Linked DNA regions of Homo sapiens: all the other regions are linked to region 3. The links are chromatin loops, found by intact Hi-C in ENCODE. Cell type or tissue: chondrocyte. All regions are shown on one strand. Links, peaks and the distances in the headings refer to the core of each region. The heading gives the core; the rest is flanking DNA.

What was found. Hi-C counts contacts between places; a loop is a spot of excess contacts. Peaks named below come from ENCODE experiments on the same cell type or tissue, not always from the same donor. Only the 100,000 strongest peaks of a DNase experiment are listed, where the experiment ranks them.
Region 1: it touches region 3 in a loop (10-fold over the local background); 29 of 110 quality-filtered maps call a loop at or near these places.
Region 2: a loop joins it to region 3, with 4 times the contacts of the local background. A loop is called at or near these places in 2 of 110 quality-filtered maps.

Annotation. Positions count from the first base shown.
Region 1 is chr22:26,328,852-26,334,278 of GRCh38, forward strand. The region is part of intron 9 of SEZ6L (seizure related 6 homolog like); the gene reads left to right. Among named protein-coding and RNA genes, the nearest start is that of SEZ6L-AS1, 85 kb to the left of the region's middle. In chondrocyte, for the core only: CTCF peaks have their summits at 2,336 (motif pointing left) and 2,568; no DNase peak of the experiment used is centred there.
Region 2 is chr22:24,765,704-24,771,130 of GRCh38, forward strand. The region is part of intron 1 of PIWIL3 (piwi like RNA-mediated gene silencing 3); the gene reads right to left. It also overlaps the pseudogene TOP1P2. Among named protein-coding and RNA genes, the nearest start is that of PIWIL3, 6.3 kb to the right of the region's middle. In chondrocyte, for the core only: a CTCF peak has its summit at 3,289 (motif pointing right); no DNase peak of the experiment used is centred there.
Region 3 is chr22:25,770,342-25,775,768 of GRCh38, forward strand. MYO18B (myosin XVIIIB) reads left to right here. Exons shown (of 44, transcript NM_032608.7): 6 at 531-643; 7 at 1,993-2,169. Among named protein-coding and RNA genes, the nearest start is that of MYO18B, 31 kb to the left of the region's middle. In chondrocyte, for the core only: CTCF peaks have their summits at 2,787 (motif pointing left), 2,996, 4,374 (motif pointing right) and 4,577; a DNase peak (open chromatin) is centred at 2,179.

The DNA.
Region 1 (5,427 bases), core at 196-5,195, 560 kb after region 3:
GTCTCATTCAGGCTGCAAACTCCAGGTCTGTGGCTCTCAGTCCTGGCTGCCCAGGAGAACCCCCTGGGAATGGGAGTTTTAAGTGACACTAATTCCCAGTCTCCACCCCCAGGGTTTCTGATGGCCTGATTTGTCTGGAGTACAACCTGGGATCAGGAGTTTTTAAACCTCCGCGGGGATTCTGAGGTGCGGCCAGGATTGAGAACCACGGGGCAGTGGGTTCACAGCCTGGAGTGGACAAGCGTTTTGGTGAATATTTTTGGAGAGAAACAGAGAGGAAGAGAGGGTGGAAGGAAAGGAAGAGAGAAGGAACAAAGAAGAGACTAAGGAAACAGGCTGGGCACGGTGGCTCAAACCTGTAATCCCAGCACTCTGGGAGGCCAAGGCAGGTGGATCATCTGAGGTCAAGAGTTCAAGACCAACCTGGTCAACATGGTGAAACCCGGTCTCTACTAAAACTGCAAAAATTAGCTGGGCTTGGTGGTGGGTGCCTGTAGTTCCAGCTACTCTGGAGGCTAAGGCAGGAGAATAGCTTGAACCCAGGAGGCGGAGGTTGCAGTGAGCCAAGATCATGCCATTGCACTCCAGCCTGGATGACAGAGTGAAACACCATCTTTAAAAAAAAAGAAAAAGAAAACTCATCATTTTTGTGTGTTTTAAGGTGTCCTATTAGGGAGCCAAAGATACTGGTTTTCTGTGTCCTCCCTGGAGCTGACATGGTTTCTTGGCCTGTCTGCCATTTTATCAAATTAAATTGAAAGCAAATTTAATTGGGTTTCACTGGGCCAAAGGCCCCTCGACAATTCTGTGTTGCTGAGAGGTGCCTGGCAAGGTTGTGCTGCATCTGAAATGAGCACAGAGGCCTTAGGACCTGGGTCTTTGGGGCTCAGTTTACTCCTCTATGGGATTCATAATGTTTTTTCTCTGACCACCTGACTGTGTGGGTGAGGGGATCAGATGAGAAAATAGATACAAAACAACTTTAAACATGTCCCTTCTAAGGCCTTCAAAAAAAACTATAAATATTTTATCAAAGTTTTATTGCATACAACGGAATTTACAGGTTTTGATTCTTGTTTTTCCTTTCTTTAGATCCTATGATTTATTTCATCACTATCTCTACTGTTCCATAAAGATCTTGCCTGAAGGGCAAGATAGTGTTTTCTTAGGAAAGTCACTTAATTCCTCTGAGCCTCAGTTTCCTCATCTGGAAAATGGACATAAATTTGCCGTCATTCCTTCATTTAAGTGAACTTTATTTCACCTGTGCCAAGCCCTGGGTGGGCTCCAGGGATTGGGGTGAAGACATGTGCCTTCAGGGAGCCGACACAGGCAGATGAAGGTTGCTGGTCTGTTGCTCAGGCTTTGTCTTCCAACGACGTCTGTTTGGATTCCGGCTCTGCTATATAACCAGCTGCTTGAGCTTAAGCGTGTTTCCTCACCTCTGGGCACCTCAGTTGGCTTATCTGTGAAATGGGTGTGAAGAGTCGTACTTACAGGGTTAGTCCGAGGATAAGATGAAATGGTGCATGTAAAGTGCCTTGAAAAGCCACTTGAAAACCTTAGCTAGTTATTACATAGCTGTAAATGCAGGGTGGACAGAGGGATCCTGAGGAATTAGCAAGGTGTTTTCTAGCAGAGAAGAGAGGAGAGGGCTTTCCAGGTAGAGAGACTAGCATGAGCTAAGGCATGAAAGATGGAGGCTTTAAGGGTCTAGGAGCTGCAAGGGGCTTGGTGTACTGGATGTTTGAGACAGCAAGAGATGGGCTGAGACCCAGCTGTGGACTTCCTGGGAGGTCAGGCTGAGAAACTGGACTTTAGTCTGTGGGCTAATTTTTGCGGTTTCCACAGTCCAATTCTATTACCAGCTACTTCTTTTTGTGTTACCGTTTTTGTTTTCCCGAAACTGCGTGTAAATTGGCTTGCCTTTTTCACTTGGCTTACTCCAGCCAAAATAATGTCCATGAAATTAGAAGTTTAATGTGCAAACCATATATTTATATATTTTTCTAATTTGCATTTAAAGAAATGCATAAACATTAGACATTTCAAAGTATGTTTGCCTACCTAAAATTGTCCTGTGAATGAGGCTCGAAAAAGCCTTTTAAAGGCAAGATTTCTAAGCCAAGGGTCAAATGTTTGTTTAGAAAGGAATAAGGAAAAGAAAGGTGGCTTGCTCATCATGTCTTTCTATGCCCTCTCCGGAATATTGACTCTAGCTCAATAGTTACCAACCTCACCTACCACCTGCTCCCCACATCCAGGCTCCTGATTGGTTGGGGTAAAAAGGGCACCTGCTGGGGAAGTCAGCCCATTCCATGCTTAGGCATACACTGCCCTCTGCAGGTGAGCAGCAGGATTACATAACCAGAGATGGGTTCGCTGGTCTGTGTCAGATTCTAATTTGCATTCTATCCTCACCTCTTCCACTCTCTAGACCCCAGTGAAAGCAATGAGGGTCCCTTAGGCTGTTTTTATCCTTTTTGAAGAGGTACTACATTCATACGATTCAAAATTCAAAAGTACAAAAAGGTCTACTGTGAAAATTGAGTTTCCCATCCTTCCCCAGCAAACAGCCCCCTCTCTGGCTCTCCTCCCTAGAGGCAATTACTTTCTTATGTATCTTACATATCCTTCCCCAGATCTTTCTAAATATTTCAAAAACCATAACAGAAAGCTTTTATCTATCAAAATTAAGCCACCCAGACTAAGTAACTAGATTAACACTGATTTTATTGCAAACTCTGTTATACCTGATCGATAATAACCATGAACAAAACACAAAGAACATTCGTTACCAAGAAATGTAAAATGTTAGGGAGACAAAATCTTTTTAAAACAAGAAGTCTGGGCCAGGCGTGGTGGCTCAAGCCTGTATCCCAGAACTTTGGGAGGCCAAGGCAGGTGGATCACCTGAGGTCAGGAGTTTGAGAACAGCCCAGCCAACATGGTGAAATGCTGTCTCCACTAAAAACACAAAAATTAGCCAGGCATGGTGGCACGTGCCTGTAATCCCAGTTACTTGGGAGGCTGAGGCAGGAGAATGGCTTAAACCCGGGGAGGGTGGAGGTTGCAACGAGCTGAGATCGTGCCACTGCACTCCAGCCCGGGCAACAGAGCAAGACTGTGTCTCAAAAAAGAATTTAATTTAATTTTTAAAAAACGATGTCTGTAATACAAAAATCACAGCTATATAGGAGGAATAGCTTCTAGTGTTCTATAACACTGTAGGGTGACGATAGTTAACAATAATTTGTTGTTCATTTTCAAACAGCTGGAAGAGAGGATTTTCAATGTTTTTTTTTTTTTTTTTTTTGAGACAGGGTCTCGCTCTGTTGCCCAGGCTGGAGTGCAGTGGCGCGATCTCGGCTCACTGCAACCTCCTTCTCTCAGGTTCAAGCAATTCTCCTACCTCAGCCTCCCGAGTAGCTGGGACTACAAGTGCATGCCACCATGCCCAGCTTATTTTTGTACTTTTTGTAGAGATGGGATTTCACCATATTGGCCAAGCTGGTCTTGAACTCCTGACCTCAGGTTATTCACTCACCTCGGCCTCCCAAAGTGCTGGGATTAAAGGTGTGAGCCACTGCACCCAGTCCAGATTTTTTTTTTTTAGACAGCATCTCACTGTGTCACCCATGCTGGAGTACAGTGGTGCAATCAAAGCTTACTGCAGCCTCAACCTCCAGTGCTCAAGTGATCTTCCCACCTCAGCCTCCTGAGTAGCTGGGACCACAGGCATGTGCCACCGTGCCCGGCTAATGTTTTTATTTTTTATAGAGATGGGGGTTTCACTATATTGCCCAGGCAGGTCTTGAACTCCTGAACTCAAGTGATCCTCCAGCCTTGGCCTCCCAAAATGCTGGGATTACAAGCATGAACCATCATGCCCAGCTGTTCTGAATATTTAATTTGTGTTTTTTTATTCATGTTTTCTGACACAAGACTCAATCGGAACACACTTCTTGAAAACGTGTGTATGTGGCTTTCATGGGCTGTTGTATAAAATGGTGGTTCAGATCTCAAGCTTTGGCATCAAAAGACGTAGGTTTGAATCTTGACCTTCCTGGTTGAGCCTCAGTTTCCTTATCTGTATAATGGAGCAAGTCTTACTTTGTGAGGTTGTTTGAATGCTTGATACTTGGCGGACAGCACTGTTGTTATTCAAAAGCTAAATGTGGGTCCTGTGAAATGCTTTCCCATTCAAAAGCTATCCAATGGGACCAGTGTTTCCACTGCCCTGAGAAAGGGAGGATTTAAAGAAGCAGCCAGAAGTGGTAACACTAAATGGCATGTCCACAAATGGCTGCTCAGGCCCTTGAAGGGGCTGCAGAATGTGCCCAGAGCAGGGTCAAGGTGGGGAAGGAGAGGAGGCTAGACAAGCTGGACAAGCCAGCGGGTTGGCTTTGGAGTGGCCTCTCAGGCATGCAGGGTGTCAGGTGGCATTGGACTTGACTCTAGTGACCTACATATCCAAGAAGGATCAAGGCATGGCCAACAAGAAGCCCTAGAGGCAGGCGGGGCAGAAATCCCTTGAGGCAGCCTCCCTCTGATACCAAAGTTTTCAACTTAACCCTGGGGAGCATGCTGAAAGCAGCCAGGGCACTGGCTGAGAGGAGTCCCCTTCCCAAGGTTGGAGCAGGGAAGAGTCCAGTCGGGGTTAGGGTCCTAGGTAGGAATTGGGGTCAAAGCCACAGTCTACTCTGTGCAAGATCTGAGCCCGAAACCTGGCCCTATGCCCTGAGCTGGCACTGATTCACCCGAGACACACACTCAGCATGGTGCTGAGCACTAGGGATACAGCCAGCAGTGAGTGAGACATGGGAGGGCCTCAGGGAGCTCCTGATCTGCAGCAGATGAGCATCCCCAGACCAATGGGGCCCCAAGTAATGACTGAGCTCCATAAGGAGGGTGAGCACAAGGGCTGCAGGCCAGACCAGGAGGGGATGCTGGGGGCTCTGTGCAATAGTGAATCATGGAAGGCTGAAACTAAGGGGTGGGTAGGAGTTTCCCAGGTGGAGAATTCAGAGCACAGGGAAGGGAATGTGAAAAGTCCCAGAGGTCACCAAGAGCATCGTGCTTTGGAAAGACTGATGAGCAATGCAGTCTGGTTGGAGGTAAAACAATGGCTTGGAAGAGAGAGAGTCAGAAATGAGGCGGCAGGGACGGGGCAGGCGGCAATGCAAAAGATAGACCTATAGAGCCTTGAGACTAGGGTTAAAAGTTGGCACTCTATCCTAAGATGTTTCTTTTTTTTAATTGAGGTGAAATTCATACAACATACAATTAGTCATTTTAACATATACAATATATATATCTACATATGTGATACATTTACAATATTGTGCAACCAACACTTGTATCTAGTGCCAAAACATTTCCATCACCCCAAAAACAAATTCCATACCGATTAAGCAATTGTTCCGC
Region 2 (5,427 bases), core at 196-5,195, 1.0 Mb before region 3:
CCTAATCTTTCACTTGAAAGATTTTATTGTATAAAAAGTTCCACAGGTCAATAAATTTAGAGGAAAATGAGTATTTGGTCCAAAAAAAAAAAGGAAAAATAATCAAGATTTTAGGGCTTTTATTTTTTCTTTTGTAGTTGTGTAAAAAATGGGGAAAAAAAGCAGAATTTTAATGTGAAGACATTTTTTGCTATAATTATTAGTTTTAGAGGCATTGTTAGTTTAGTGTGTGTGCAGAGTCCATTTCCCACATCTTTCCTCAAGTATCCTCTATTTTTATCATGAATTCCCTTTTAGTCAACTGTAGGTTATTTAAAATAAATTCCTTCAACTTAATGGAAAAAAAAAAAAGAAACCCTCCCACCTCAGCCTCCTGGGTTCAAGAAATCCTCCCACTTCGGCCTCCAGAGTAGCTGGAACTGCAGGTGCTGCCACTACTCCTGGCTAATTTTTTAGTATTTTTTGTGGAGACGGGGTTTCACCATGTTGCCTGGGCTGGTCTTGAGCTCCTGAGCTCAAGCGATCATCCCATCTCAGCCTCCCGAATTTCTGGGATTACAGGTGTGAGCCACCATGCCTAGCCTAGGTTTTTTGTTTTTTTGTTTTGTTTTGTTTTGTTTTTGTTTTTGTTTTGAGACAGAGTCTGGCTCTGTTGCCCAGGCTGGAGTACAGTGGCGTGATCTCAGCTCACTACAAGCTCTGTCTGCTGGGTTCACGCCATTCTCCTGCCTCAGCCTCCCGAGTAGCTGGAAGTACAGGCGCCCGCCACCAGGCCTGGCTAATTTTTTTGTATTTTTTTTAGTAGAGACGGGGTTTCGCCATGTTAGCCAGGATGGTCTTGATCTCCTGACCTTGTGATCCGCCTGCCTCAGCCTTCCAAAGTGCTGGGATTACAGGCGTGAGCCACCGCGCCTGGCCTAGCCTAGATATTTTTTAAAAATCACCAATTCTTTAATATTTTATCACAGTTACATCCAGATCCTTGATGTACACATTGAATGCCTGTCAATTATGAGAGAAATAGTTAGTTATCTGGCACGGTTTCTTAACTAATCTTTGTCTTACTGCTTTGAAATTGCACCATTATCCTATAGAAATCTGCATGCGTTCTCAGCTTGAATTCCAGACTCAGTTGTGCACTGTTGGCCAGGCACAGAGTTTCATGCCTGTAATCCCAGCACTTTGGGAGGCTGAGGCAGGAGGATTGCTTGAGCCCAGTAGTTCAAGACTAGCCGGGGCAACATCAAGACACCGTCTCTAAAAAAAAAAAAAATTAAAAAATTAACTAGGATGGTGGTGCACACCTGTAGTCCCTGGTGCTTGGGAGGTTGAGGCAGGAGGACAGGAGGATCGCTTGAGCCTGGGAGTTCAAGGCTGCAGTGGACTATGATCATACCACTGCACTCCAGCCCGGGTGACAGAGTGAGACTCTGTCTCAAAAAATTCTGCACTGTCTATGGTGCAGCAGTAACTATTTGTTTACTACATCTTGAAAATATCCTAAAGATTTGAAAAGCCTGAACCTGCTAAGCACTTGAAAATTCCTGGCCAGCTGGGCGGGGTGACTCAGGCCTGCAATCCCAGCACTTTGGGAGGCTGAGGTGGGCGGATAACCTGAGGTCAGGAGTTCGAGACCAGCCTGGACAACATGGTGAAACCCCGTCTCTACTAAAAAAAATAAATAAATAAATAAATAAATTAGCCAGGTGTGGTGATGTGTGCCTGTAATCCCAGCTACTTGGGAGACTGAGGCAGGAGAATTGCTTGAACCTGGCAGGTGGAGGTTGCAGTGAGCTGAGATCGAGCCATTGCACTCCAGCCTGGGCAACAAAGGCGAAACTCTGTCTCAAAAAAAAAAAAGGGCAAAGAGAAAAAGGAATAAAAAGACAAAGCAGAATACGTCCCAAGAACTGGGATAACTATAAAAGGTGTAACATGCATAATGGGAATATCATAAGGAAAGAAAGAGAGAAAGGAACAGGAGAAGTATTTGAAATAATAATGACCGAAAATTTTCCAAAATTAAAAACAGAATTAAATCACAGATCCAGGAAGTTCATAGAACACTAAGCAAGATAAATACCAAAAATTATACTCTAGGCATAATATTCAAACTGAAAGGACAGTGACTTGCCCAAGGTCACACAGTCAGCAAGTGACAGAAGTGGGATTAGAAGGCAAGCCTACCTATCCCCAGAGCCAACCTCCTTTGCCCCTCACCTGGGTTCATCCCCAAGCTCACAGGCCAAAAGCCTGCAAACTGAGTCAGGAAAGAAAAATTCCTGTCCATCATTTCTCACTCTGGGGAAGGAAGGTAAAAAGAGTGCTCACATTCACTGTCAGGTCTGATAGACTCTCCTGCAACTACTTTTCTGAGGACAAATTGCTGTTTCCAATGGCTGATGGCTTCATCAGTGCAAAACTCTTATTGGGGACTGCACAGAGCTGACATTTGCCACTGTTTTGTGACCATCACAAAAAGAATCCTATATTTTGTTTTCCCTTTTTCTTTTTTTGTTGTTGTTTTTTGTTGTTGTTGTTTGTTTTTTGTGTTTTTTTTTTCTTGAGATGGAGTCTTGCTCTGTTGCCCAGGCTGGAGTGAGTGCAGTGACACAATCTCGGCTCACTGCAACCTCCACCTCCCAAGTTCAAGTGATTCTCCTGCCTCAGCCTCCCAAGTAGCTGGGATTACAGAGGACACCACCATGCCCGGCTAATTTTTGTATTTTTAGTAGGGACAGGGTTTCACCATCTTGGCCAGGATGGTCTTGAACTCCTGACCTCGTGATCCACCCGCCTCAGCATCCCAAAATGCTGGGATTACAGGCGTGAGCCCCCACGCCTGGCCTGTTTTCCCTTTTTCATTCTGCAGACATCAAAGGAAAACAAGAAGCAGGAAGGTCTGTGGCTGACAGCAATGTCTCCCTCAGCCCTTACCTCTATGGGTGACAGGGCCAAAGCCTCACTGTCCTGCCAGCCACTGTGAACAGACAGCATTCTCTGCCCCAAGAACGCAACTCTGCAGGTGGAGGAGGCCCAAGGAGAGAGATTTCATTTTCTGTTCCTCTTCTAGGGGCTGACAGCTTGGACAATAGTTTCTCAGAAACAAACTTTATTCTCAAGGAGATGAGCATGTCTGAGCCTGGAATGTTTATGTGAACAAATATGGTTTTTCTCCCTGCTCCAGCCTCAGCCTTGGCCATGAGACAAGGTTTCCTCTTCACCATCTGTGGAAGGCTCATTTTTGTTCCATGGGCTCAGCTTGTCTGTGCCTGGGACAAAGAGCCGCAAGGTGGTGCTATTGTCTTAGGTTAATAAAAACGAGGCCAACTATACAGTCCTCCTTGGGTATCCACAGGGATTGGTTCCACAGTCTACCGCTGATACCAAAATCTGTGGATGCTCAAGTCCCTGATACAAAATGGTGTTGTATTTGTATACATCCTATGCACATCCTCCTGTATACCTTTAAATCATCACTAGATTATTTATGATACCTAATACCATGTAAATACTTTGTAAGTAGTTGTTATGTTGTGTTGTTTAAAGCAGGAATGTCCAATCTTTTGACTTCCCCGGGCCACATTGGAAGAATTGTTTTGGGCTACACATAAAATACACTAACACGGCCAGGCGCCATAGTTCATGCCTATAATCCCAGCAGCTTGGGAGGCCGAGGCGGGTGGATCACAAGGTCAGGAGATCGAGACCATACTAGCTAACATGGTGAAACCCCCTCTCTACTAAAAATATAAAAAATTAGCCAGGTGTGGTGGCGGGCACCTGTAGTCCCAGCTACTTGGGAGGCTGAGGCAGGAGAATGGCGTGGACCTGGGAGGCAGAGCTTGCAGTGAGCCGAGATCGTGCCATTGCACTCCAGCCTGGGAGACGGAGCGAGACTCCGTCTGAAAAACAAAAACAAACAAACAAACAAAAAACAAAATTAGCTGGGCATGTTAGCACACACCTGTAATCCCAGCTACTTGGGAGGCTGAGGCAGAAGAATCGCTTGAATCCTGGAGAGAGAGGTTGCAGTGAGTCGAGATTGTGCCACCGCACTCTGGCCTGGGCAACAACGGCAAAACTCTGTCTCAAAAATAATAATAATAATAATAATAAATACACCAATACTAATGATAGCTGATGAGCTAAAAGAAAAAAAAATCCCCAAAATATCTCATAATGTTTTAAGAAAGTTTACGAAATTCAAAGCCACATTCTAAGCTGTCCTGGGCCACATGAGACCTGTGGGGCTGTGGGTTGGACAAGCTTGGTTTAAAGGATAATGACAAAAAAAAGTGTTTGTATATGTTCAGTTGGTTGTTTGAATCCACAGATGCAGAACCCATGGATACAGAGAACCAACTGTATACTAACTGCTGCAGCTTGTTGAGCCACCCTGCTAAGCGCTTTATGTAGATCAAAGCATTTCATCGTAACAGCTTTGTGAAGGGGGCAGTGAAGCACAGAGGGATGAACCCGCTTACCCAAGGTCACACAGCTAGCAAGTATTGAAGGCAAGACTCAAACCCGTCAGTTTTCCATAGTAAAAGTGTCAGTATGACGACATCAACTGTCCCTGCCTGGACAGAGCCATAGGTTTTTCTGAAGTATGTCCTTCTTACTCTTTAGGCGTTAATATGACTGAGCAGCTCAGCTTCAAAATACATTTTTAACTATTTTTATTTTAATTTTTGTAGCCTTAGCCTTGAAATGTATTTGAAACCCTTTTTTTCACTCTCTTCCCCCCAGACACTCCTTGTACCATGGTAGCTTATCTAATTATGTGCCTTTTTAGAAATTCCAGGGGAGGCTAATTTGAAAATAAACCAAGCATGGCCAGGCACAGTGGCTCATGCCTGTAATCTCAGCACTTTGGGAAGCTGAGGCGGGTGGATCACCTGAGGTCAGGAGTTCGAGACCAGCCTGGCCGACATGGTGAAACCCCGTCTCTACTAAAAAAAAAAAAAAAAAAACAAAAATTAGCCGGGCATGGTGGCAGGCACCTGTAATACCAGCTACTAGGGAGGCTGAGGCAGGAGAATTGCTTGAACCCAAGGGGTGGAGGTTGCAGTGAGCCAAGATCGCACCACTGCATTCCAGCTTGGGTGATGGAGAGAGACTCCATCTCAAAAAAATAATAATAATAAATAAATAAAAAGAAAGAAAGAAAAATAAACCAAGCATGAAGACCCAGCTACAGAATTCTCCCCTACCTAGGGGGATGGTCTCGAGGAGGATAAGCTACACCTCAGCCAGACATGATGGCACCCACCTGTGCTCCAGGGGGACAATAACTCAAAATAGCCACCGGGAGAAGACACATAGACCCTGTACCCTTCACCACCCCTGCGTGCTCCCCATGCCAAGTTTCCCTTTTTAAACCCTTTCACTCAGCCCTAAAACTTAAAATGGTCTCTTGGAGGC
Region 3 (5,427 bases), core at 285-5,284:
TACCTACTGTAACTCACTAATGCAACAAGCATGCTTTCTTCCTACGGCGTTCTTCGAGGAAGCCAGAGTCTGGTACAAGTGGGCCAATAGATTTGATCTCATGAGCCTACTTTTGTCGATTGGTTGTGGCTGATCACTGCACTCTACTGAGAAGTGATGCTGAGTCTCAGTCTGAACATGGCTGGGAAGAGTGGTTGATTAGTGATGTCTGCCATGGGCACTGGAGGGGGAAATGGCAGTCTGTGTGTGAGATAGGCCAGTGTACCCAACTGTCTGGGTGCCTGCTCTGTGCCTGGCACTGTGACAGCTGGTAAAAGCCTAAGGTGAGTCAGACTTAGCCTGACCTTAAAGGATTTGGGGTCACAACTCAGCTCCAAGTGAATAGACCCCAAATGGAGACCTGTCCCAAGCCTTCTCCCAAGCTTGCTGGCCCGGCTTAGAGCCTCTCTTATCTCCTGCCCTCGCCTCTTTCCCCTCTTCCCCTCCCATCTCCTCCCCGTTCCCCTTCTCTCTCTGGGATGTCCAACCAGCTACGGTGCTAAAGCCAGATGAGGGAACAGCAGACCTGCCAGCAGGAAGGGTGAGACTTTGGATTGATGCTGACAAAACCATCACTGAGGTGGATGAGGAGCATGTCCATCGGGTGAGTCCCCTGTCCCGCCGTCCCCCAGCATGAGTCCCCTGTCCCACTTCACCCCAGCTCCATACCCTCCTTCCCCAGTCCTGCAAGAGATTTCCTTGTTCCTGACTACCAATACCATTTTGGCTTGATGCCCTGGAGGGAGTTATAGTGAAGAACCCCACTGAACTCATTGCTCTACTGGAGGGGTACTATTAGGGGGTCATTCACCCTTTCCTGTGGTTTCCCTTAATGAGGACACATCAAAGAACATGTTTGTCAGGTCTTGGCCCTGGGAGTTCTTCTGATGGACCCAAGAAAATGACTGCTTTTAATTTATAGATATTGGATATTGCAAATCATACTACACAGCATGTTTCTGTTTTCACTCTGGCCGCCAGGGAACTCAGAGCCAAATTTGCTGCTTGCCATTAACCATAGCATAGGTTCTAATGGCCTATATTTTGGCATCAAACTTTCTTTCAGCTTTGCTCTTTAAATTGCTTTGAATACATTTTTGTTGTGCACCATAAATCCTTTTGAGGACAAGTCCCAGTGTAGTGATAGAAAAGAAAGGTTCTGTCATGCCCTTTCCCCCCGCCCCTCACAGCCTGCTATCTTAGGAGTTTTCCTCCTTGCTCATCTGCATTCCTTTCTGCTCCTCCTCTGCCCACCTCAGGCTTTCTCTCCCGCGTTGGGCATTTACAGAGGCTCAGTGGCCTTGCAAGAAAGGCTGATCCATGAGAGGGCTCAAGCTTGGCCCAAACCTGAGACTACCAGGTTCAGAAAACTCACTGAAGCTGGAGAGAATAATAGGACGCCTCTTAGAACAGATGTTTTAAGAAGCAGCTTCACATAACCCTTGCTTCTAAGGGTTTGGGTGGTTTCCTAGGAATCAATGCATGATGGGCTATGAGACCAGTGAGGTGGTTTGGCCATTGGCCTCCACTCCTGGGTATCATGGAGCATATTGAGAGCTTCCTCGTAAGACCCAGAAGAGGAGGAAATGGCAGCGGATGCTCGCACACACTGGAGCATCACCTGTCTTTTTGTGGTGTTTGAGATCCAGAAAGTGTTTTGAATTTTGTCAAGTCTGCCTTGGGAGCGTCTCCCCTCATGGTGCATGGAGTGCAGGACCACAGCGAAGAGGGGGTGCCTCATAGGTTGCACAGAGGGCAAGGAGAAGGGATGGCCCTATTTTATTTGTAGGGCTTCATTGCTTTCCATCCAGAGTCCCTGTGCTCTGTTCTGGTCTTTGGCACATAGCTCTCAAGAGGAGGGCTTAGTGTGTGTTTGGTTGCGGGGGGGTGGGGTGGGGGCAGGGGGCCAGAAGGCCAGAAGGCCAGAGGAGACTCTGTGTGATGGTTTCACAGGCCAACCCTCCTGAGCTGGACCAGGTCGAGGACCTGGCCTCTCTCATCAGTGTCAACGAATCCAGTGTCCTGAACACGCTTCTGCAGCGCTACAAAGCTCAGCTGCTGCACACCTGCACAGGGCCTGATCTGATTGTCCTCCAGCCCCGGGGGCCCTCGGTGCCTTCTGCAGGGAAGGTGAGGTGGGACCATTGTGGGCAGGGCTGAGGGGCTGAGGGCAGGGGGGCCTGGGGGGATCCCTCTGCATCTGAGGTGACAGTAGAACCATCAGAGCCCCCAGTCGACCTGTCTGCAAGCAGCATCCTTCTCGCGGCATTGTGGCATCCTGTGGCATGGACCATGAGATTCCCCCATTCCCTGGAGGGAAAGATCAGTCACCATTAGGACAGAAACAGCAGCATTAAATATCACAAGAGTAACGAAAGAAAATACTGAATGAGTGTGAACTCTACCAGACACTGCTGTATGCACCTTCTTGTATTAACTCAGTTGAGTCTCACATATCCACCTGAAAACACAGGTACTGTGATTAGCCCATTTTACAGATGAGAAGAGCCGGCTGGGCCAGGCGCAGGCTAAACTCTCAGGTCTAGCGAGCAGAGTTGCTGGGAGAAAACCCAGGATACAGGGCTCCTGTGTGCTCTTCATCCCATGCTGAACTCTCAGGAGTCCTGAGCACCCACATCAACGGGGAAACAGAAGCTTCAGTTGTACTTTAGTTTTTTTCCTCGGAAGTGTAGAAACGGCCAATTTTTGTTGAGATGGGCAAGAGCAAAGGAAATCTCTAAGCGCCACCTTGTGGACGCACGAGGCACCTCAGCCGAGTCATTGAAGCGTGGGCCCCTTCATTCCTTCAACCCATAGTGATTGAGCTATTGATTGAGGGTCTCCTACCGGGCCACGCACAAAGAACATCAGGGAAGGTGCCAGGCGAGCAACCCTCCCCTTGTGGAGTTGCTGTTCTAGGAAGAAAAGACAGTCCATCAACAATAAAGATAAGAGTGGCCCGAGCAGATGAGTGGAGGAAGAGGTGGGAGAGGTTGGGAAAAACCAGGACAGAGCCGTGTCAGTTCTCAGGGTGATGATTCTGGCTTTCACTCTGAGTGGGATGGCAGCTACTATGGGTATTTATTTATTTATTTACTTTTGAGACGGAGTCTCTCTGTGTCGCCCAGGCTGGAGTGCAGTGGCACGATCTCGGCTCACTGCAAGCGCCGCCTCCCGGGTTCACGCCATTCTCCTGCCTCAGCCCCCCGAGTAGCTGGGACTACAGGCACCCGCCACCACGCCCAGCTAATTTTTTGTATTTTTAGTAGAGATGGGGTTTCACCGTGTTAGCCAGGATGGGCTCGATCTCCTGAGCTCGTGATCCGCCCGCCTCGGCCTCCCAAAGTGCTGGGATTACAGGCATGAGCCACTGCGCCTGGCCGATTTGTATCTATTTTTTATGAACTGGGCAGCCTCCTGAGCCAGAGTAGGCTTAGAGAGAGTCCCTACTGGGGTTTTTAGCAGAGCAATGACATGCTGTGACTTAGGTTGTAAAAGGATGCCTTTGGCTGCTGGGTGGAGGACAGATGGGAAGAGGCTCAGTGGAGGCAGGGAGGCCTGTCGGAGGTGAGACATCTTACCTGTGTGCTCTTCTGGAGACTCACTGGGAAGTCAGAAGCCCCTAGGACACCTGGTGTCTAGGAAAGATCATGATACCTCTTCTGGTTTCCATGTTCTCCTCTGCCAACTGGGGGTGAAAACACATCTTGCCCTTTGGGGCCCTGTGGGACAAATCCATCCCTAGTCCCTGAGGCAATGCTAAATCCATTAAAGGGGATATAGTGGGCCTGTACCCCTCTCTCCAAGATTTTTCTCCTCCAGAGTGACCCACACCACACCTTCAGTCACTCCCAGGGGCTCTCCCACCACCGCTGTCCATGGTCAAGGGCCTGGGAGGACCTCAGAAGCTCTGGGTGGGCCAGAGCTTGGCACGTGCCCTCTCCCGTCCTTGTGGTGAGTGCTTAGGCTTCTGTTGCTGCAGCCCAAGGCCTCTGAGCTGTCCACATTGCCGAGGGACTCCTCCGGCTCCCTGGAAATCCCTGGAAGGGACATTTTTATAGACCCAGATAGCAATCAGGTCCTCATTGGCCATCCTGGATTGAGGCATCAGAACTTAGGCAAAAGCGCCAAAAGATGCAGGCATTGGTACGCACTCTGAAGGTAGATCCCCCTACTTCCCTTCCTAACCCTGGGGTGGGGTGCGGCACTGGTCCGCACCCTTCCCTCAAGTCTTCCAGCCTCCCACACTCAAACCCACAGCCACCTCCTGTCCTTAGGCCGGATCAACCTCTGATTCCCCAAATGGCCACCAGGTGGGAGCACAGGCCTGCGGTGAGGCTGAGACCACCTCGAGGATGGGCTGGGTGGGGTCTGGACACACCGGGGGACTCTCTCACTATGGGGCTAGCCCCACCAGGCAGCTGGGGTCTGGGTGTGTGCCTGGGGACATGGAGGTCTAGGTGAATAAGAGGGTGAGTTTGAGCATGGGTGCGACCCCGTGGGTAGAGGTGGATCCCATCTCTGTGTGCAGAGCCCGCCGCAACTGTTGCGTGCATGTGCCTACAAGCACACTTCTGTGCATGCGTGCAAGGGCACATGTACACAGATGCAAAGGCATGTGTGCATGCATGCATATAGGAGGGCCTTCAGGAACCTGGATGTGCAGAATTCTTCCTTCTCCCCCTAGGCAGTGGGCCTGAGCAGGCTGATGGACAGGACTGCCCGTTCATTGAACTTTAGTTTTCCCAGACTGGGGGATGGCTCTAGGACTGAGACCCCAGGACCCTCTGACTGCCTTAAGCCCTAAGGCTGTGTCCAGCCAGTGTGGGGGCATATCCCTCCTTTGCCTGCATTAGGTTCCTGCTGAGCCCTACATCTGGCATCAGGATAGGGACTCATGACTGTTCCTCAGGGGCTTGGAGCAGGAAGAGCCAACAGTGGATTGGAGACAGCCCCAGCCCCAAGCTAGACATCTAGGCTGAGGGGAGGGCCATCACACCAGGGTTTGTGCCCCTAGTTCGGCCAAAGGACTGCGCTAGGGAGGGCAGATGGGGCCTTGCCGGACCCAGTGGACACCCTCAGCATCTTGGGCTTCAGACATCCTCCTGCAGCAGGGCCCATTCCTCTTTTCCTTTTGGTGCCCTCCTGCTGACCTCACAGTAACCTCCTGCCCTCTTCCCTCGCTGCCAAATCCAATGTCAAGTCTCTGGTCTCTTACTGAACTCAGCAGCATTTCCCTCCCTCTTCCTGGAAACACACCCTTCCTCGGCTCTAAGACTCCGCTTTCCTGGTTTTCATTCCCGCCCACTGGCCGCCCAGTCAGTCTTCCTTGTGGTCTCCCTGACCTGTCCCTGTCAGGATGCTCTGTTCTCACACTCTTCCTTGGTG